2 separate regions of the Homo sapiens genome follow, and region 2 is linked to region 1. Evidence: chromatin loops called from intact Hi-C (ENCODE). Cell type or tissue: Caco-2. All regions are shown on one strand. Each heading gives the region's core, and the rest is flanking DNA. Links, peaks and the distances in the headings are about the cores only. Region 1 overlaps LOC124902219 (a long non-coding RNA gene). Region 2 overlaps AOPEP (aminopeptidase O (putative)).

Region 1 (11,583 bases), core at 1,674-9,673:
CAGCAACAGTTGCCTTAATTAGTCTCGATTTTTAATGCAATAAAAGGAATCAAGGTAAAGGTGGCTGGCCAGGAAAATTAATAAGCTTTCAGGTACACTTGGTTACTATGATTTTTCTGTTAGTAGAAAACGTTAAGCTGCTGTTTTGCTCTCTGTCTTGAGAACACAGGTTACAAGAAAAAAGAAAGGTACACACAGACATTGTTAAAAAGGCATTAGTCCGGGCAGGGTGGCTCATGCCTGTAATCCCAGCACTTTGGGAGCCCAAGGTGGGCGGATCACGAGGTCAGTAGTTCGACACCAGCCTGGCCAACATGGTGAAACCCTGTCTCTACTAAAAATACAAAAATTAGCTGGTCATGATGGCGGGTGCCTGTAATCCCAGCTACTCAGGAGGCTGAGGCAGGAGAATCATTTCAACCCCGGAGGGGGAGGTTGCAGTGAGCCAAGATCATGCCATTGCACTCCAGCCTGGGCAACAGGGTGAGACTCCATCTCAAAAAAAAAACAAAAAAAAAAAGCATTAAGATGAACTATCTGGTACTATCTGCCATCTTGGCATCTTATTCATTCCAGAGGGCATAAGCTCTTTTTCTCTGAATTGGTTCTTTCCCCTCCTTGCTAAGAGCCTTATAATATTATGAAACACAAAAATGTAATATGGAGCTGGACTGGGTTCACTCCTCACTATAGAGCTGCATTAACTACATTGGCATCCCTCTTAAGCAATCTTTAAGCAAAGAGGCATTTGGGACATCAGTAGAAGAAGGGACATTTTCCCTGTGCGTGGGCTCTATTCTTCTGAGTAAATAGATGCTTTAAAACCAGCCAAGTCTCCATTTGGTGCATCTGAGTAGGAGTTTGATATTTGCACTGAGAAATATTGAATTCCTAGAACACCAAGAGGTGATTCAAGAATTTTCTTTCAAGCCAGTTAGACTTTAAATAAAAATTATTTACATATTCATGAGCAGATATATTTCTCTAGTGTGTGCTAAGCATGAAAAAAAGAGCATCAACCATCAAGTTTACCTTTGCTATGGGCATGTCTTGTGATACACCAGAAACTTAGGTGATACAGTTTTGAAAAAAAAAAAGGATTCCATGTAAGATCCTCAGGAGGAATAACTACCCCGATCTTTCACACCTGTGGAGTTAGACCAACCATAGCCCTGATAAGGTCTCTGACGTGTTGTGATCTATGAATTGAAGTCCATGCTGGAAGTTATCAAATCACTTGCTAGTTAGGGGGCCTGGCCAGCCACCAGCATTCACATTCAAAGCAACTTTATCGCCCTCTTCCTCAGATAAGACAACTCTTACAACTTGTTAAAGACATTCCTCTAGAAAAATGGCAACGTCTCTCCTCCCCCAGCTCTCACCTCCAAAAAGGCAACGAATACTACCCATGGAAATGAAAGCACAGATGAAAAGATCTAACAGAGGAGTGGTGTTTATGCTCAGGCTCTCTCGAACATCAAGGTTGCTATGGTTGTGTGACCTTCAGCAAGCCACTCCACCAATCTAAGCCTTGCTCTGTCCTTTCTTCCCTCATTCCATCATTTCTTTGTCCCCTCACATACTTAGTATTTATAGACCACCCACTATGTGTCAGGCCCTGGCCTAGGAGCTCTGGATATAACAGTGAACTAAGCCAAGTCCCTGCCCTTGTGCAGCTTATGTTCTGGTGAGCAGAGGGAGAAGGAAGACAGACAACAGGCCATAGCATCTGGTCATTTGTAGTCAATTCACTGGGACAAATCAAGCAACTTTATTCTTATTTAATGGACAAGGCTTTATATTCCATTATAGTAAAATAAGGACTCTATGCCTATTGGTTAACCTTTATAAAATATTGCAAAGGGGCTGGGCACAGTGGCTCACGTCTGTAATCCCAGCACGTTGGGAAGCCGAGGCAAGCAGATCACTTGAGGTCACGAGTTCAAGACCAGTCTGGCCAACATGGCGAAACCCCATCTCTACCAAAAATACAAAAATTATGTGATGGGATGTGATGGTGAATGCCTATAATCCCAGCTACTTGGGAGGCTGAGGCAGGAGAATCACTTGAACCTGGAGGCGGAGGTTGCAGTGAGCTGAGATCTCACCACTGCACTCTTGCCTGGGCAACAGAGAGAGACTCCGTTTAAAAAACAAAAATAGGCCAGGCGCGGTGGCTCACACCTGTAATCCTAGCACTTTGCAAGGCCGAGGGGGTGGATCACGAGGTCAGGAGATGGAGACCATTCTGGCTAACATGATGAAACCCCATCTCTACTAAAAATACAAAAATTAGCCGGGTGTGGTGGCGGGCACCTGTAGTCCCAGCTACTTGGGAGGCTGAGGCAGGAGAATGGTGTGAACCTAGGAGGCAGAGGTTGCAGTGAGCAGAGATTGCACCACTGCACTCTAGCCTAGGTGACAGAGCAATACTCTGTCTCAAAAAAAAAATTAAAATTAAATAAAAATAAAAATAAATGACTGGGCGCAGTGGCTCACACCTATAATTCCAGCACTTTGGGAGGCCAAAGCGGGCAGATCATGAGATCAAGAGATCGAGACCATCCTGGCCAACATGGTGAAACCCTGTCTCTACTAAAAATACAAAAATTAACTGGGAATGGTGGCAGGCACCTGTAGCCCCAGCTACTCAGGAGGCTGAGGCAGAAGAATCGCTTGAACCCGGGAGGCGGGGGTTGCAGTGAGCTGAAATCGTGCCACTGCACTCCAGCCTGGTGGCAGACTGAGACTCCATCTAAAAAATAAAATAAAATAAAGTAAAATAAATTTTAAAAAAATAAAATATTACAAAGGGCATATTCTGGTACATTAGAGTATCATTCAGTTTAACCTGGAGACAAAGGAGAGAACAAGGCAGGCCCTCCTCCACTTACTGAATGTTACCCCTGCAGAAGTCATTTAGCCTTTTCACCCCTCAAGGTGGCAAGAGTACTTTCCTTACCACCTCCTAGGTTAATCTAAGCACCAAACTGAGCCATGGACAGGGAGCTATGGGATAATGGCTGATCAACCCTAAGCATTATGAAATACAGTGGCTGCATATGGTGATGCAGATTAAGGTGAGGTGATGTAGTGACGATAACTAATCAAGGGAAAGCACATACGGTCATTTCTCCCCTGAGTTTCTTCCCAATTTCTGAGGGGATCCAGAGTCAACTTAATACGGCACCATTGACAAAGAAATTGTGTTAGGCACTTGCCTAAGCATACACCTGAACCTGTAGATTCTTGACTGGCACTATTCCCTCTGCACTCATTCATTTCCTTGTTGTGCACCTCTGGCCATGGGCATTGCCAGACCAAATCCATCAATTAGAAGAAACTTCACCTCTGCAGGAATTCTCAGTCAATTTCGGCTCTGAATGAACAGTGCCTTTGCTTTGTGTTCTTTGGCACCCACATTAATATTTAAAGACATATAAATGGTTGTCGTTAGTTGAAAATGAACAGATGATTGGTGAAATGAAACTGTGGATAGAATATATCTTTCTTGATTCTCAATCTGTTTTGGATTGAAGACAAGAAAAGACCATATTAGCAAAGAAAAATTGGCCTAAATGTGAGAACAGTTGGCTTTAAATACACACACACACACACACACACACACACACACACACTCACACATATATAATTAAGTATTCACAGATTGGCATGAGGCCAGGAAAGCACTCAGTGGAGTTTTCCATTCCACTCCCCACATCTTGTTTGCAGAGTGTGTGCTTTTTCTCTTAAAGCACCATGCTTCCAAGTTGAGAAGCTTATCTGCACTTTAGAGTAGACTTTCTTTCTACTTTCTAGGTAAATAAAACAGTTAAGTAAGAGGCAAGCAGATTTTTGACTTGAAGAACAGATAATCAGACTAATAAATACTAAGCTAACAGAAGCCTTTCCCCTCGAAATCCTTGTCCTTGTTAGGAATGACGGGCTGGTCCTAACACAATACAGCTAAAAGCCAATTGACATTATAATTCCCCCAGCGTGGGAGTGAGGCTGGTAAAGAGACCAGGACCTGAAATCATGCAAGGGGTGGAATGATTATTTGTAGCTTCTGCTGTAATTTTGAGATTTTAAAAATTCCCTTCCACCTAAAAAAGATACATGTCATGATGTAGCAATAAAAAGGGATGCACTGCTGGTCCAAGCAACAACACGGATGAACCTCAAGACCATGTTCACAAAGGAGGCCAGATATGAAAGAGGAGATGCTGGATGATTCCCCTTACATAAAGTTCAAGGACAGGCAAAACTTGTCTCTGGAGAGTTCGGAAGCGTGGTTGCCTCTGGGAGGGAAGTATTGACTGGAGAGGGGCCTGAAGGAACTTTCTGGGATGATGCAACATCGCATATCCTGATCTGGGTATGTGTTGAGGTATGATATATGTCATTGAGCTATACCTTATGATTTGTGCACTTCATGTAAGTTGTATCTCTTTTATTTATTTACTTACTTATTTATTTATTTATTTATTTATCTGAGATGGAGTTTCACTCTGTCACCCACGCTGGAGTGCAGTGGCTCGATCTAGACTCACTGCAACCTCCACCTCCCGTGTTCAAGCAATTCTCGTACCTCAGCCTCCTGAGTAGCTGGGACTACAGGTGCGCACCACCATGCTCCACTAATTTTTGTATTTTTAGTAGAGATGGAGTTTCACCATCTTGGCCAGGCTGGTCTCAAACTCCTGACCTCAAGTGATCCACCCTCCTTGGCCTCCCAAATTGCTAGGATTATGAGCGTGAGCCACCACGCCTGGCCTCATTATTTTTTTTTAAAAAGACATCACATTTAGGAGCCACTGGAGGACACATTACAATGATTGATATGTTTATAACATTTGCCAGTCGACAAAAGACTCAAATGTAATTATCTCTTGATTCTTACAAGCATCCTTGAGATTAAATGAGGAAAGTGAGGCTCACTGGAATTCAAGATACTGAGGCTGTCCCTCCCCTCTGCATTCCAGCAGCCCAGGAACACCAGCATGGCTCCCTAGCAGCCCTTCTCAAGGGGGAGCTGCTGGCATTTGGTCAGGACAGGTCTTCATTGCACGGGTCTATTCCATGAACTGCAGAGCATGTGCCATTGCTGGCAAATGCTTTTCCCCGAGGACCAACGGGTCTGCCAGAAACACCTTCACACATTTCAGATGCCCTCAGGAGGGTATCAGACCCTGGCTGAGAACTTTGTGTTTACTGCATTCCTGGATACAGGAGCTCAAACCCCAGTTAACGTTTAACTCACAGAGAAGCTGGAGCCCTGGTGAGAGGCATCTTTGTTTGGGCACTGATGCAGAATGGAATGTTGGCCCAGGTCCTCTGGATGAGCCACCTGTCCTGCTTTGGCTTGAGGCCCACACACAATTCCCTTCACTTTATCCATTGGTTCAGCATCCAGCGTCCATAGGTGTGGTTCTGGGGGTGGGGCTGAGCTCACTATGTGTTCCCTGGAGGTCCAGGGCCATGTTTCTTTCCTCTGCTCTTCCTCCAGGACCAAGGATCCGAACTCCCTTTGCCCTCAGAACAGAAGGTTAGCCACCAACTCTACCTCCGCCCTATGCCCTGGGGAGTGGAGCCTCCATTGTCGGTGGAATCTCCCCCAGAGCCTTCTGCTCTAGGTTGGTAACACAATAATGAACCGAGTAAGGACTTGAGCCCAGCTCTCTTCACCTCAGTTTTGCTCTCAATCTACTACATCACAGGGTGGGACATCACAGCCCATCGTCCAAATCTGGTCCACTGCCTGCTGGCTCTAGGATGTTTTTTAAATATTCAAATGGTTACATTTGTGTCTATAGAAAATACCTCAATTTTACTTCTTGGCCCACAAAGCCTAAAATATTTACTATCTGGTTCTTTACAGGGAAATTTTCCAGATGTCTGCACTGCCATTACGCTTGCTTTATCCCGGTTTATAACTGGCAGAACTCTGACAGGGCTTACGAACAAAAGTTTCCCTGTTTGGAGCAACTGGGACTTCTTTTATACTGCAAGAACAAGACAAGGGTCAAGGAAGACATTAACTTTATTAAGATATCAGCCAAGCCTATTAGGGAGCAAAGAGAGATAAATGAGGGCATGGAGACAATGAGTCACATATAAGGTCCCATCATTTAAGTTAAATAGTTGTATTACACTTTAGGAGGCTGAGGCAGGCGGATCATGAGGTCAGGAGATCGAGACCATCCTGGCTAACATGGTGAAACCCCATCTCTACTAAAAATACAAAAAATGAGCCAGGCGTGGTGGCGGGCGCCTGTAGTCCTAGCTACTTGGGAGGCTGAAGCAGGAGAATGGCGTGAACCCAGGAGGCGGAGCTTGTAGGGAGCCGAGATCGCGCCACTGCACTCCAGCCTGGGCGACAGAGCAAGACTCCATCAAAAAAAAAAAAAAAAGTAGTTGTATTAGATTATCTCCCCACCTGACACTCCTCAGCCCCGTGACAGCTTGGTGACCAGCTCCTACATTGAGCTAGTTGACATTAAGAAAATCCCTCAAAAATGGCAGGAGAACATTAATGTAAAAATTTAGCAATTTGCTGAACTGTTTATATTTTTGCCTTGGAGTTCTTAGGGCCACACATAATTCATTCATCCATCATCAGACATGAGGATACCGAAGTAGGGGAAAGAAGAATTCCTTCTCTAGAAGAACTTACTGACAAGGAAATTGATGTGTTCCATGCTGCAGAGGCAGGAGCAGGGTGGAGGTGCGTGACCTCACTGGAATGAAGAAGGCGAAGCCCAGTCGAGGTCTCCAAGGATGAGCCCAGCTGCAGGTAAACAAGGATAGGGTGGAAGGACATTCTAGGCAGAGGAGAGCATGAACATCTATTGTGTATTTTTTGTTACTTTGCATATAATAAGTAAATTAAATAAAGGCATGGGAGCAAGATAGAACCTGGAGTGTTAGAAAAACAAAAGAGAATCTGGCATGTCAGGCACCAAAGTCAAATGTGAGGGCATGAGATGACCCTAGAAACAGGGCAGGAGCCAGAGCCTGAAGAATCTTGCAGGCAAGTGTCTTAGGTTGGGTTCCCCTAGCAGCAGACCCTGGCACAGGTGATGTACATGAAGGACGGCTGCAGTTCTTTGCTCTTTTTCCCATTTCAGGGGGCTGTCTTATTCATGACCCTCTGAATCTGGGCTGGACTCAGTGACCTGCTCAGCCAACAGAATTTGTAGAAGTAACATTCTGGGACTTCTGAGACTAACTTACAAGAAACCTTGCTGCTTCTACCTGGGTCTCTTGGAACACCCTCACTCTGGTAGCTTTGAGCCACCATGGAAGAACTCTGATGACTCTAAATTGGCCAAGTTAGAGAGATTACATGCAGGCTCTCTGGGACGTGGTCCCCGTCAGGTCCAGCCTTCTAGTTGTCTCTGCGACTCTGCCAAAGTGCCAGACAATGAACGGAGCTGTTGTGGATTCCCTCGACTTGCCCAGCTGTCAGTTGGACATCTCAGTCAACACCACATGGAACAGAAGAGTTGCGCAGCTGAGCCCTGTCCAAGTTTCTGACCCACAGAATGTGAGATAAAGAAAACGGTGGTGGCCAGGCGTGGTGGCTCATGCCTGTAATTCCAGCTCTCAGGGAGGCAGAGGCAGGAGGATAGCTTGAGCCCAGGAGTTCGAGATCTGCCTGGGCAATATAGCGAGACCTCGTTCTCCACAAAAAGGAAAAAAAAAAGACCAAAAAAAAAAAAAAAAAGAAAACGGTGGTTCTGGCACTAATTTTTGAGAATATTGTTATGCATAGCAATAGATAACTGTTAGTTTTCTAGGACCCCTGTAACACAGTACCATAAACTAGGAGGCTTAAAACAACAGAAATGTATTCCTTCCCAGTTCTGGAGGACAGAAGCCTGAAACAAAGGTGTTGGCAGGGCCACACCCCCTCTGAAGGCTCAGGGGGAACCTGTGCCATGCCCTTCTCTTAGCTTCCCATGTTACTGCGAATCTTTGGCATCCCTTGGTTGGAGACATGGCACTCCAGTCTCTATTCTTCTGCCACCTGACCTCCCCTCTCCCTGTTCACATGGCGTTCTCTTCCTTATGTGTGCTCGCTCTACTCTTATAAGAATACTAATCATAGTGGATCAGGGCCCACCCCTCATCTTAGTTATATCCATGAAATATATCTGATTAGATCCATGAAAACCCTATTTCCAAATCAGGTCATGTTTACAGGTACCAGGGGTTAGAACTTCAACTTTTTAGAGGACATAATTCAACCCACAACAATAGTCAAAACACAAAGATTTGAGTACAAGTTGTTTATTTGAGGGATGATTCTAGGAAGCTCCAGTGGGGGCTGGTGGGAAGGCGGGAGGGGGAAGGTAAGAAGGTCAGAATAATGGGCATCGTGGCCCTGTGGGCACTGGGAGTCAATGCCACCAGGAAAAATCTGGCAGACAGTGTAGAAAACACCTCAAAGTGATTCTCTCTGCACTGCCCCCTCCCTCAGGGGTGGGCAAGGTGGACAATTGGTCCTTCCATTCCCATCTCTCACTGGCTGAGGGCTGCTGCCTGGGAGCATTAACTTCCTCGCACTTAAGGCTCACTGCCCAAAACCAAGAGCAATCCCTCAAGTGAAGAGCAGCAGGTGCTTGCAGCAGGGCCCTGCGGGCATCATCTGGAACAGCAGGTGCTGAGGGGCATGGGTGGGGGGCTGACAATCTTTGCTATTGCCATGCTAGCGAGCTTGAATTGTTTTCTGAAGGTTATGGGGGCTGGAAGGAATTGAAATACTTAATGCAGCAGAGTGGTGAGATCAGGTTTGAATTCTAAGTCACCCAGGTGGGAGTCGAAGTGGGGCAGACTCTCCAGTTAGGAAGCTACACCTGTAGACCAGGGGAGAAATTGCATGCACAACCCAGTGCCATGGCCGGTCAAATGGAGGGGAAGGGCTAGGCTCAAGGTACATTTAGGAGGCAGAATCAACAGGAAATACACAAGGAAGGTGGGGACAAAGTTGAGGAAATTCTGGGACCCTGAAGAAATGCCTGACATTGAGCTGAGCAAAAGGTGAAATCTTATCCTGTCCATTACAGAAAGGAAAAGCTACTGATGTGACAGCAACCTGCCTCAGGACCCTGGCACAGGCTGCTTCCTCAGCCTGTGACATTTTCCATCCTTGCCCCTCTTCCCCAGTCACATGACTCACTCCCAGACACATTGCAGGTCTTTGCTAAAATGGCCCCTCCTCAATGGGGTCTTCTTCCCTGACTACCTAATTTAAAATTGCAAGCCACCTGTCCCCCACCGTCTTGCCATTTCTTTCTGTCACCCTATCCTGCTTTATCTTTCCCCACCTGTCACAGTCTGATATACATTTACTTTAATTATATATTGGTTTATTGTCTGTTGTGTTCCTTGTCACCATCCAAATATGAGCTCCATAGTGGCAGGGATTTTTGGCTGTGGTCACAACCCAGCATCTAGAATAGGGCCTGGCACATTGAAAGAAACACACACATACTTGGTTTGTTCTTGTTTTTGGAGATAGATCTCATTCTGTCACCTGGACTGGAGTGCAGTGGCACAACCACAGCTCACTGCAACTTCAAACTCCTGGGTTCAGGCAATCTTCCTGCCTCGGCCTCCCGAGTAGCTAGAACAACAGGCACACGCTACCATGCCTGGCTACTTTTTTTTTTATTTTTGTAGAGATGGGGTCTGGCTATGTTGCCAGGCTGGTCTCAAACTCCTGGCCTCAAGCGATCTCCCACTTTGGCCTCCCAAAGTACTGAGATTACAGGAATGAACAACTGTGACCGGCCAATACCTCTTTGTTGAATGAATGAATGAATGAACAATTCAAAAACCTATTGTTAAATACAAATGGGCTGGGCGCAGTGGCTCATGCCTGTAATCCCAACACTTTGAGAGGCCAAGGCGGTGGATTATTTGAGCTCAGGAGTGCAAGACCATCCTGGCCAACATGGCGAGACACCATTTCTACTAAACATACAAAAAATTAGTCGGGTGTAGTGGCGTGCACCTGTAGTCCCAGTTATTTGGGAGGCTGAGGCAGGAGAATTGCTTGAACCTTGGAGGCAAAGGTTGCAGTGGGCTGAGATTGTGCCACTCCATTCCAGCCTGGGCGACAGAGCGAGACTTCATCTAAAAAAACAAATAAACAAAACACACACACACAGAAATGGACTATAGCTGCTTCTGTCTTCTAAAGGGGAGAGGTAATGGTGGCATAATTTATATTCTAGGAGAAATAAAATGCCTCTACCATGCTCTTTCCTTCACAAACACTGGAGGAGAAAGAAGAAAAGGAGGTGTCTGGGCAGATGCCAACTTGTGTGAGCAGAATGCACGTGGCTCTTCTAAGCAAGCAAGGGAGAGGCTGGGTGTCAGGCAGGGAGTGCAGCAGGTGAAAAGGGAGAGTGTAAGCCTGTATGTATTTTGGGTTCTTGAGAAGAAAAGAATTTAAAGAGTGCAGCAAGGGGCCCGGTGGTAGAATGGCTAAAGAATTTTTCAAAGCAGGTGAGTCCCAGACTCAGTTTTAAATTATTTTGGAGTTTCTGCCATATAAACCCACTGAGTATCCTCAAAGACCTTAGTAAAGTCTGCTACAAGCATAGGCCTCATGTAACTTTTTTGGGAGGGAAGTTGAGGATAGGGTGCAAATCCCACATCTGGTTTGACACATGGAACGTGAACAGCAAGTAGAGAACCTGAGATGAAACAGAAATGGAATTCAGTGGAAGCAGAAGGGACAACCCTGATGATACAAGGCTGTGGTAATTATAGAAAATTGGGGAAATACTTTTTTTTTTTTTTTTTTTGAGACGGAGTCTCGCTCTGTCGCCCAGAGACTGGAGTGCAGTGGCAGGATCTCGGCTCACTGCAAGCTCCGCCTCCTGGGTTCATGCCATTCTCCTGCCTCAGCCTCCCGAGTAGCTGGGACTACAGGCACTCGCCACCATGCCCGACTATTTTTTTGTATTTTTAGTAGAGACGGGGTTTCACCGTGTTATCCAGGATGGTCTCGATCTCCTGACCTCGTGATCCGCCCGCCTGCGCCTCCCAAAGTGCTGGGATTACAGGCGTGAGCCACCGCGCCCGGCCAACAGTGTGTTGTTTTTATCTTCACCCTGTACAACAGAGAGATTAGGGAGTTCACCCAAGATCATGTAAATGTCAGAGCCAGAGCTGAACTTTGGCTCTGTAGACTAGAAGTCAAATACATTACTACCTTGCTCCTAGCTTTTGCAGATTCAATATTTGGGCTTTCAGCTATTTGAGAAGTCCAAGCCACGCAGTGATTTGATACTTTCGCCTCTGCACAGAAGAGAATCCCCTGTTCTGGAAGCCTGGTTTGCAGAAGGGAGTCCCTGGGCTAGTGAGTGGGCTGAGCCACTTGCTCAGCAGCCACAGTGCAACTCAGTTTTGTTGATCTCTGCTGTGGTACATGATAAAAAAAATTATAGCCTGGGAAGGTCTTTGGACCTATCTATGCAAAGGGCAAAGGGCAAAAACTTTTCTAATATGTTTCCAGGAGCGGGAGCTTACTGGTGCTTTTAGAGAATAAAATTATTCCAATTTCTC
Region 2 (11,583 bases), core at 1,962-9,961, 55 kb before region 1:
GATAATTTATACATTCCACTCCTTCCTTCTGGGTCCAATTTTATTCTACTTGTTGCATGACAAATTAACTTTGTAGCTTCAAACAGCAACCATTTTATTATATTCTATAGGTCATGAATGTGGGTAACAGTCAGCTGGGCCACTCTTCTACATCTTATGAATCTGTCTATGTTACTCAATGGTACTCAGTTGGAGGATGGACTTGTCTGGAGGGTCTGATGCCCAGAAAGGCCGCTTATTTAAACTTACTTAAATAAGTTTATTTAAATAAAGCTTATTTAACACTGAGCTTTTGGAATGGCTGTACATCTTCTATGGTAGCTGGCAGCCCCCAGCACGAGCATCTCAAAGTACCAGTTGAAAACTGCATGGCCTTTTCTGACCGAGCCTCAAAGTCAACATGGTTATTATTGCTACCATAGTCTATTGCTTTCAGGTGCAAACTCATAAGGCCAATCCAGATTCAAGGAGAGGGGATTAGACTCCATCTTTTGATGGGGGAGTAGCAAGGTATACTGTAGAAAAGCATGGAAGATGGTAGATATTGTTATGGCCATTTTTGGAAAATACAATCTGCCACAATTTCCTTTTTACTTAAGTTTATCTTTAGTAATTATTTTAGGAGGAGTCCATGGGTAACAAACTCTTTTAACAGTTGTATGTTTGAAAATGTCTGTATTACATCCTCTCTACTGAATGACCACTTAACTAAGTGTAGAACTTTTGTTGATAGTTATTTTTAATTAACACTTTGAATACAAGATTCCACTGTAACCTGGCATATCTTTTTGCTGATAAGAAAGAATTTTGTTATTAGCATGCATTTACTGATACGTATGTGTTCTTTCTCCCTGGTACATGCATGTGGGGTGTGTGTGTGTGTGTGTGTGTGTGTGAGAGAGAGAGAGACTTGTGTGTCTGTATGTGTGTTGTTGTTTCTAAATACCTGAAGTGGAAGGGAGATTTCCTTACACTTCAGTTGATCACATTGGCCAGAAGCCCACAGACTATGATATACCACTTAATGGTCCAGACCCACAATTCCTTTTGGTGAAGAAGTTTTCATGAGGCTGGGTGCAGTAGCTCATGCTCGTAATTCCAGCACTTTGGAAGGCCAAGGCGGGAGGATCACTTGAGCCCAGGAGTTCAAGACAAGCCCGGGTAACATAGGAAGACCTCTCTCCACAAATAACAGTTAGCCAGACATGGTGGTGTACACGCCTATAGTCCAGTTACTAAGGAGACTGAGGTGGGAGGATTGCTTGAGCCTGAGAGGCCAAGACTACAGTGAGTCGTGATTGTGTCACTGTACTCCAGCCTGAGCAACACAGCGAGACCCTTTCTCAAAAAAAAAAAAAAAAAAAAAAGTTTTCATGGGTACTCTGTTCACAGTCTGAATGATGGGATCAATAGAAGCCCAAACCTCAGCATCATGCAATATACCCTTGCAACAAACCTGCACATGGACCCCCTGGATCTAAAATTAAAATTTCAGTTAAAAAAAAAAAAAAGAAATTTTCATGTAGGGTATTCTTCATTGTATAACATTAGAGGCACCAGAGCTATAGATTACCTTTTATTATCACAGAAGCCCAGAGAGATGATTAAAGATTGAGAGGTTAACAATATGTGCAAAGAAAAGAAGCCCAGATACATAGAAAGCTGGATTATATCACTCAATCAACAAATACGTGGAATCCTCTTCCATTCTGTCTTTGTCTAGTAACTCTCTGGACCCCATCATGTCCTCAAGGAAAACATTCCTGACCTCACCAATTAAGTCAAATTCCCCTATTATTAGATTTCATAGATGTGTGCTTCTTAGTAGCACAACAAACACAGTTTTAGTTTTACATTTAGTTTTACATGTGTCTGCTTGATTATTTAATTAATATAATTCTGCCCTCTCCTTAAATGAAAGGGAGTACCACTTCTGGTAATAGTGGAGTACCTTCTGGCAGACTAATCCTCCCACTGATAGTACTTATAAACTCTAGACAAAAAGACAAAATTTCTGAAGGCCCATGAGAGTGAGCAAAAAGCTGACAAGAACTGTAAGGCGCCAACACGTGGAAGAAGGGAATGGCATTGAGCTTCCTGCGTTATAGTTTTCCACCGGAGAGAAAGCCCTAGTTGGTGCCAGGCAAGGCAGTTAACCCATTTATGCCAGAGGTTGCAATTTTTCTTTTTTGTGAAAAATCAGACCTTTGGCCAGGTGCGGTGGCTCACACCTGTAATCCCAGCACTTTGAGAGGCCAAGGTGGGCGGATCACGAGGTCAGGAGATCAAGACCATCCTGGCTAACACGGTGAAACCTCATCTCTACTAAAAATACAAAAAATTAGCCGGGCGTGGTGGCAGGCGCCTGTAGTCCCAGCTACTCAGGAGGCTGAGGCAGGAGAATGGCGTGAACCCAGGAGGCAGAGCTTGCAGTGAGCCGAGATTGAGCCACTGCCTGGCGACAGAGTGAGACTCCGTCTCACAAAAAAAAAAAAAAAAGAAAGAAAAGAAAAGAAAAGAAAAATCATCAGACCTTGGAGATGAGCTCGAGCAGCAGGATATAAATAACTGCCATAAGTTTAGCATTCCAGTAATGGAACGCTAAGCATAAATGGGTTAAAACTCAGATTGAAACCTGAACTTTTTTTTGTTTTGTTTTGTTTTGTTTTTTTGAGACGGAGTCTCGCTCTGTCGCCAGGCTGGAGTGCAGTGGCCCAATCTCGGCTCACTGCAACCTCTGCCTCTCAGGTTCAAGTGATTCTCCTGCCTCAGCCTCCCGAGTAGCTGGGACTACAGGTGCCCGCCACCACGCCCGGCTAATTTTTTGTATTTTTAGTAGAGACAGGGTTTCACCATGTTGGCCAGGATGGTCTCAATCTCCTGACCTCGTGATCCACCCACCTCAGCCTCCTAAAGTGCTGGGATTACAGGCGTGAGCCACTGCACCTGGCCGAAACCTGGAGTCTTACTGGCTGAAGAATGAGAGACTAGAGTTCAAGACCAACACAGTAGCTGGAGAGAAAAGAAGGAAAACTTTAGGAAAGGTGATGTCTACAAAGCAAGAGTCCCATATTCTGTATATAAACTCTGCCCAATTCCCTAATTGTCCCCTGAACCATGCAAGTATGGAGGAGATCAAACAGCCTCCTTCAGGCAAAATGAACTCAACTAAACTGAGATTTTGATTGCTCTCCACAGCAGCAAAGGCAAAGTTAGAAGTCTGAGTTCAGCCAAGTTAACTGTCTGTTAATACAAAGCATCAATATTCTTCAGAAGAACATAACAGAATCCAGAGTTTCTACAAAGTATCAAATACAATGTCTAAAATAAAACATAATACTAGACATAAAAGAAATAAGAAAACATGACCCAAACTCAAAGAAAAAGCAATTAGTAGAGACCAACTTGAATGGACCCAAATATTAGAATTAACAGATAAAGATTTTAAAGCAGCTATTCATATTATAATTAGGCATAAATGCTGTAATACATGAACTAAAAGGAAAACTCAGCAAAGAAATAGGAATTACTTTTTTGAAAAGGAAAAGAAAATTCTAGAACTGAAAAATACTATATTTGAGATAAAAACTTCACTGGATGGTTTTAACAGAAGATTCATGATTATAGAAGACAGTGAACCAGAAAATAGTTACATAGAAATTATCCAGTGTAAAGAACAGAAAAACGTGAAAAAGAATGAACAGGTACTTTTGGGACAAATAATTGGAGTCCAAGATGGACAGGCAAAAGAGAATGTGGTCACAAAAAAAATACTTTAAAAAACAGTAAGCAGTGAGCACAACTGGCACCTAGATCTTGGTTTCTAAATACCATTTTCCAACAAAAGGAAACAGCCCTCCTTGGAGACATGGCTGATTCTCAGGCTGGGCAGGGAAAATACAAGATGGATCTGAAGCATCACATGGACCTCTAAAGTAAAGAAGAAAACAGACAGACAAACAGAAGAATTGGGACACAGGAACCAACCTGAAAGAGCTTTCAATGCCCAAAGCTGGAACACTTTGAGTAAGAAAATAAATAATGATAGTATTGGATTAAACCCAAAGAATATTCTGATATAAACAAATAATTGAATAAGTAATCATTTGTTTAAATTGAATAAATAAATTTGTTTAAATTGGTTGAACAAATAATCATGAAGGGAGAGACTACATCTTCCTTATGTAAGAATTCCAAAAAATCGATGTAGATATTACCTCTTCAAAGATGTAGAACTTAATTCCTTTCCCCTTGAATATAGGCCAAACTTAATTATTTGCTTCCAAGCAATACAGAATGGAAAAGAAAAAATATTATGTTTACAGTAGAGATATCAGGCAGTTTAATCAAGTTTAATATCACCAGTGATAAGTCATATTGTTATCATTATCCTCTAGGATGATGCAATGAGAAGGGTACCTTACCTCTGTAGTATTCCTGAAACTTCAGTGTAAGCATGAGGAAACATCAGACAAACCCATACTGAGGGACATTCTAAAATATACCTAACCAGTACTCTTCAAAAGTGTGAAGGCTATAAAAAACAAGTAAAATCTGACAAAGTGTTACAGAATGGAGGTGTCCAGGGGATATGATAAAATGCAATGTGGTATCCTAGACTGGATCCTAAAACAAACAAACAAACAAAAAGGACATTAGTGGAAAAACTGTAGATAAAAGCATTATGCCAGGGCTACATTTTTAGTTTAATAAATATACCATGATTATAAGAACATGAAGAGAAGCTGGATGATGAATTGGGAACTCCCTATACTATGTTTGCAACTTTTTGGTAAATCTAAAAGTATTTCAAAAGAAATCATTTATTTAAAAATAGTTAAAATTTTCCAAATTTGGTGAGAGATATAAAGCTTCAAAAGTTTATTTACACAGGAAAAATACAAAGGAAAACATACCTAGGCACATCATTATCAAACTACTGAAAAACTAAAAATAATCTTGAAAGTAGCCATTACAAAATGACATATTACACACAGAGGAACAACGACACAGATGACAGGGGGCTTTTTATCAGAATGATCTGAATTCTCAGAGAAACAATGAAGGCCACAGAAAACAGTGAAATGATACCTTTCAGGTGCAGAAAGAATGGGCAGGGGACATATTTGCTTCAAATATATTAGTCCTGAAATCTTACTTATATTATTAATTTATTAGAAAGTCTTTATTTTTGTACTTAGCAAAATGGCAGCCCATTCTTGGTTAATTTATCCAAAGTTTTGAATGACTAGAGGCTGAACTAATTTTTACTTTATTCAAGATTGGAATTTCCTATTTTTTTATTTATTATTCTATTTCAAAATAAATATATTCTAAAACACTAACCATCCCTCCAAAATATCTACTGGCTTCCTCCTTCAGGAGAAATTCTCAAGAATATTGGTTTGGACAAACTGACATAGCATGGAACCAGTTTTTTCCTCAAATGTTGGGGCAGGTGTTAAACTTTCCAGCCCTTCAGCACTCTTCTTTCAGCTCACTTTCATATCTCCCCGACTTGCTAAAAATTGTTCCTGGTACCCTTAAACAGTTAATAAACTTTGAAAGCTGATGTCATTTTAAACAGCAGAAACTGGCCAATCTAATGACCACCATTATCTCTGGTAAAATTTTAATCTTTGAGTTTAGGATATGCTTTTAGTCATTTTATTTGGTTTCTTGCATTTCAACCTTAAGCTTTTCCCCTTTGTTCATGCCTATTTATTTTTCTTTTACTCGAAGTAAAAATATAGTGTTAAAACAACATTGAGCTATATGTTCTAACTGTACAAGTACCAGCATATTCAGAGTTTAAATTCTCTCTGGAACCGTAACTCTAACTAGCATAAATATATGCTACAATAGGGTCTTTCACTACAAAACTCATACCCGTGGGGCAATGTCATTTATCACTGAGTAAATAATGCAAGATAACATAATGAAAAGGGGATTTTGCTTTATTCCCTTAACTATAAATAAAAATATGTAGCACTTTGCAGGATTACCACATGTGGTATGATATTAACTTAAAGACCAATCTTTAAGCCAAACTGTAAATAAGATAAACTGTGCTCTCTGGTCTCAAGTTTTAAACAGTCTCTCTTTGCTCTAAATTTACTGCTTTCAGGAAGCACGTAAGAGTGACTGCATATAATTTGTGATCATGTAATGAAAGACTCTATTGTGATATGTATATTCAAAAAAAAAAAAAAAACCCACTGGAGTTAATGCTGTTGTGGGAATTATAAAAAGTGCCTGTGTTGAAGATCAATGCAGTAAGGCCAAGTCAGTCTCAGTCAAAGACCTTTTCCTGAACAAAAAAAGCAAATCACTGTCAGTTGTGGCTTGATTTATATATTATAACCAGTCAAGTGGGGGGGAGGGGGTCTAAAATGTGAACATTGAAAACAAAAACTGATTTTATTCCATCAGTATATGTCTACCCTGAACTATGCTGAAACATGATGTGATGTGATGAACTCTGGCTTCCCTGATGGCAGCTTGTGTTGACTCTGGCTTTGTTGATCACATCTTCGCACCCAGATGCCATTCCTCTTTGGTGCCTAATGTGTTTATGCTCACATTATCAGCAGGCATTTGGGTTGCAAAGATAAGATTGGAAGTGATTTCACTCTACTTTAAAAGGTGAAAGAATGTATCCCTTTGATTGCTACTTGCTTGCAAAGTATAGCATGTTTCAGTTTTCTGAAGCGTACCACTTAAACTAAATTATAGCAGAGTGGTCAGAAAAGGATTCCTGGGAAAACTCATTACAGTTATAAAGAAATGGAGATTTCACTTTTCTACTCCATTTTTTAAGAGGTTATACCTGCCTAGGGGACTGACAATCAAGGTACTGGAAAGATTACAGATAATGAAATGATGCTCAGAGAGCCTAAGTGTCTGAGATTTCCAAGATGTCAACCCAAGCAGTTGAACTCCAGAGTGTTCTTAACCGAGATATCCATGGCCTCTATTGCACAGCAATCCAAGTAACCATGACATGATACCTTATATCAATGTCACATGGAAAACCAAACAGAGGTCCACTACCTACCATAGCAAAGGCTAGAGGAAACCCACTGGCTGGATTCAGGGTGGTGAAGGGAGAGTAATTAGGTCAGGGAAGGGAGAGGCGGGCACAACAATAGACACACTACATCTCTGCCCAGCTCTTGTCTCATTCTAACACTCGAAAGAGTTCAATGAAAGAGGCAATAACGAACGCAAGCAACGATGTGAAGAAAGGGGAACCCCTGTCGTACATTGTTGGTGGGAATGTAAATTAGCACAACCACTATGAAGTACAGTATGGAGGTTCCTCAAAAAATCACAAATAGAAATACCGTATGTTCCATCAATCCCACTGCTAGGTATATACTCAAAAGAAAGGAAATTAGTATATCAAAGACATACCTGCACTCCCATACTTACTGCAGCACTATTCACAATAGCCAAGATTTGGCATCAACCTAAGTGTCCATTAACAGACTAACAGATAAAGAAAATGTGGTACATATACACAGTAGAGTACTACTCAGCAGTTAAAAAGAATAAGATCCTGTCATTTGCAACAATATGGATGGAAACGGAGAACATTATGTTAAGTGAAAAAAGACAGGCACAGAAAGACAGACTTCCATGTTCTCACTCATCTGTGGGAGCTAAAAATTAAAACAATTGCCGGGCACGGTGGCTCACGCCTGTAATCCCAGCACTTTGGGAGGCTGAGGCAGGCAGATCACGAGGTCAGGAGATCGAGACCAACCTGGCTAACACGGTGAAACCCCGTCTCTACTAAAAATACAAAAAATTAGCCGGGCATGGTGGCAGGCGCCTGTAGTCCCAGCTGCTCCAGAGGCTGAGGCAGGAGAATGGCGTGGACCCAGGAGGCGGAGCTTGCAGTGAGCCGAGATCACCCATTGCACTCCAGCCTAGGCGACAGAGCCAGACTCTGTCTCAAAAAAAAAAAAAAAATTAAAACAATTGAACTCATGCAGATAGAGTACACTGGTAGTTTCCAGAGGCTAGGTAGGAGGGAGAACGGGGATGGTTAATGGGTACAAAGATACAGTTACAGACAATGTTGAGATACAGTATTTGATAGCACAACAGGGTGACTACAGTCAGCAATAATTTGTTTTGCATTTTAGAATAACTGAGAGTATGATTGGAATATTCGTAACACAAGGAAATAATCAATGCTTGAGGTGATGGATACCCCATTTCCCTGATGTGATTACTACATATCGTATACCTGTATCACAATATCTCATGTACCCTTATAGGTACATATATACCTAATATGTATCCAGAAAAATTAAAAATAAAAAAAGAGCTCAATGAAAATGAGAAGTCAACAGATTATTTCAACAGGTGGAAGTTTTGAAGCATTTTTCAAATTTTACAATGTTTAGAGCACTTAAAGCACTGTATCTGTATTTTTCATAACTTTGCTGAGTGTTTTCCAAAATTAGATATAATTTAAACTAAATAATTTTATCGTAAATCCAATTTGTACCATATTTTATTCTTTTTTTTTTTTTTTTTTTTTGAGACAGAGTCTCACTCTTGTTGCCCAGGCTGGAGTGCAATGGCACAATCTTGTCTCACTGCAACCTCCGTCTCCTGGGTTGAAGTGATTCTCCTGCCTCAGCCTCCCAAGCAGCTAGGATTACAGGCATGCACTACCATGCCCAGCTAATTTTTGTATTTTTACTAGAGACGGGGTTTCTCCATGTTGGTCAGGCTGGTCTCGAACTCCCAACCTCAGGTGATCCGCCCACCTTGGCCTCTCAAAGTGCTAGGATTACAGGCATGAGCCACCGCAACCAGCCCACCATATTTTGTTGTTGTTGTTGTTGAGACAGAGTCTCACTCTGTCACCCAGGCTGGAGTGCAGTGGCACGATCTCGGCTCACTGCCAAGCTCCGCCTCCCGGGTTCAGGCCATTCTCCTGCCTCAGGCTCCCGAGTAGCTGGGACTACAGGCGCCTGCCACCACACCCAGCTAATTTTTTGTATTTTTAGTAGAGATGGAGTTTCATTGTGTGAGCCAGGATGGTCTCAATCTCCTGACCTCGTGATCCGCCCGCCTCAGCCTCCCAAAGTCTGGATTACAGGCATAAGCCACCGCGCACAGCCCCATATCTTATTCTTAATCATGATTAAGGATTAAGTAACCCCACTCCATTCCTCCCTCCCCACCATTGCCTTGTTATTCAGTAACCTTCATTTTTACCGAGTGTGGACTAGAGGAAGAAGCTGAGTAGCCCACGCTGGACCCCATGGTCACAATGTCAAAGCACTTCATTAATGCTCTCACTGGGACTCCCAAGTCCCTGCTCGCTTAACTCTGACCACATCTACCGCAGCATCAAGACTAACTCCCAGGTATGCCAGCTTGCATTTTTCCCTGTTTGAGTCAACTGAGATTTGCAGATTCCCATCCACGTTTCCCCTCCTAATGACCTTATCTGCTGTGTGGGTAGTTACCTGGGTTCAATCCAACCCCTGTCCTCACCCCCGGGTCCACTCCCATGGCCTCTGTCCTCCACTCCATTCCCAGCCATGGAACACTGCCATCTCCCTCCTCCCTCATTGATTTTCCCATCTTCCAGGTGGTAGAAGCCTTTTGAGTTGCTCATGATTTCCTATTGGAAAAAACAATAACAAAATGTGCTTTCCCTTGCTGGGCTCAATAGCTAACACTCTAGTTGTTGCTTTTGTTTATCTATCAAACTTTTCTGACCAGAAGGTTATAACCTTTTCTATTTTGTGACTGCATATTTCTTAAACTGTTGAAATCTGGCATCTGATCACACCACTTCACTACAAGTTTACTTTCAAACATTCACAATGACTTACTTCTTGCCAAGTCTAGTTTAACCTCAGGCCTTATTTTCCTTGACTCTCTGTGGCATCTCATACCACTAACTTTCCACCACCTCCGATGATTCCTGGGACACAGTATCATCCACATCTCTTCTTCTTCTTCTTCTTCCTCTTCTTCCTCTTCTTCTTCCTCTTCTTCTTCCTCTTCTTCCTCTTCTTCCTCTTCTTCTTCTTCTTCTTCTTCTTCTTCTTCTTTTATATTGCAAAGTGAAAGCAAGTTTATTAAAAAAGTAAAGGAATAAAGGAATGGCTACTCCACAGAGAGCAGCCTGCATCTCTTCTTACATGCCTGTCTCCAGAACACTGGGTGCCTCCCAAGGCTTAGCCGTGGGCCCTCTTCTCTTTCTGAAGTCTTTCTCTTGCTCACATCTCAGGTACTCAACTCATTATTCTACAAAAAGGATTCAACTTGCTATCCAGCTCTGATCTCTACATCCCTGCCTCCTATCTCCAAAGCAATGCTTCTCCAACAATCTGCGGTTATTTTTCCCCTTATACTTTCATAAAATATAATAAAAATAGATCACTAAAAAGAAAAAGAAAAAAACACAAAATTACATGCCCCAAATTTGTATTAGATTCAACATAAATATAATCAGGGCAAACTATAGCATAGAAATAAAGAAAAGTGGCCAGGTGCAGTGGCTCACGTCTGTAATCCCAGCATTTTGGGAGGCCGAGGCAGGCGGATCACGTGGTCAGGAGATCAAGACCATCCTGGCCAACATGGTGAAACCCTGTCTCTACTAAAATACAAAAAATTAGCCAGGCGTGGTGGCGCGTGCCTGTAGTCCCAGCTACTCGGGAGGCTGAGGCAGGGGAATCACTTGAACCTGGGAGGTAGAGGTTGCAGTGAGCCAAGGATCGCGCCACTGCACTCATCAGCCTGGCGACAGAGTGAGACTAAGTCCAAAAAAAAAAAAAGAATTAATATAAACATTTCTAAATGAGTACCCTCTATTTCTGCACTTATTTCCTTGCAAACCAATTACTGCCTGTGGGTAGGCACTGGTTGGTGGGCTACTCATCAAGGAGCACAGCTCTAGAGGCCTTGAGGGCACCCCACTGGTCTGCTACCATCCCCTCAACACACACCAAAAGTTTTGCTTCACATTGACTCCTCTCTTCTTTGTAACTCGACCCAATCAATGATCAACTTTTAAATTCTACTGCTTTAAATTCTTGTATACAACTCTTCTCTGTATTGACTGCAACAACTGTGACCCAGCAGCTAAGACCACCCACTTCAACTATTACACAACCACCTTCTAAATAAGACTCCCTGTGTGGTCGTCAGTGCTATTTTTGAATACTTCCAGTTCTTTCTACCCAGCCCCTCCCCACAAACATAGAAGGTTTCTTGAACCCCTGTAACTGGTTACTGACATGTGACTGCACTCTAGTGCTGAGTTGTAAATGGAAGTATGCGTGTCCCTTCCAGGCCTAGCATTTAATCATTAGTGCATAACCCTCTAGAGTGCTCTTCTCTGCTCTCTAAAGGTAAACAAAATGTGACATGTTGGTTGTTCTATCAGCCTGGGTCTCAGAATGACTGTGATGAGCAGAGTCCCCAGTTCAGCTGTGATGGAATAGCATGACCAAGAAACGTACCTTCTTTTTTGGGGGGCCGCAAAGATTTTGGAGTTGTTTTTAATTACTACTAACTTAATCTATTCTGACTTATATAACC

Evidence for each region. A loop is a pair of places that touch in the nucleus more often than their neighbours do. Peaks named below come from ENCODE experiments on the same cell type or tissue, not always from the same donor. Only the 100,000 strongest peaks of a DNase experiment are listed, where the experiment ranks them.
Region 2: a loop joins it to region 1, with 5 times the contacts of the local background. A loop is called at or near these places in 3 of 110 quality-filtered maps.

Annotation. Positions count from the first base shown.
Region 1 is chr9:94,686,433-94,698,015 of GRCh38, reverse strand. It overlaps LOC124902219 (a long non-coding RNA gene), which reads right to left. Exons shown (of 2, transcript XR_007061675.1): 2 at 6,026-6,790. LOC107987101 (a long non-coding RNA gene) reads left to right here. Exons shown (of 4, transcript XR_001746846.1): 2 at 5,510-5,636; 3 at 6,709-6,796; 4 at 7,131-7,625. Among named protein-coding and RNA genes, the nearest start is that of AOPEP, 34 kb to the left of the region's middle. In Caco-2, for the core only: no CTCF peak of the experiment used is centred there; DNase peaks (open chromatin) are centred at 3,705 and 5,305.
Region 2 is chr9:94,741,673-94,753,255 of GRCh38, reverse strand. All of the region lies in intron 1 of AOPEP (aminopeptidase O (putative)), which reads right to left. Among named protein-coding and RNA genes, the nearest start is that of AOPEP, 21 kb to the right of the region's middle. RefSeq lists an enhancer at 8,894-9,395. In Caco-2, for the core only: no CTCF peak of the experiment used is centred there; a DNase peak (open chromatin) is centred at 6,515.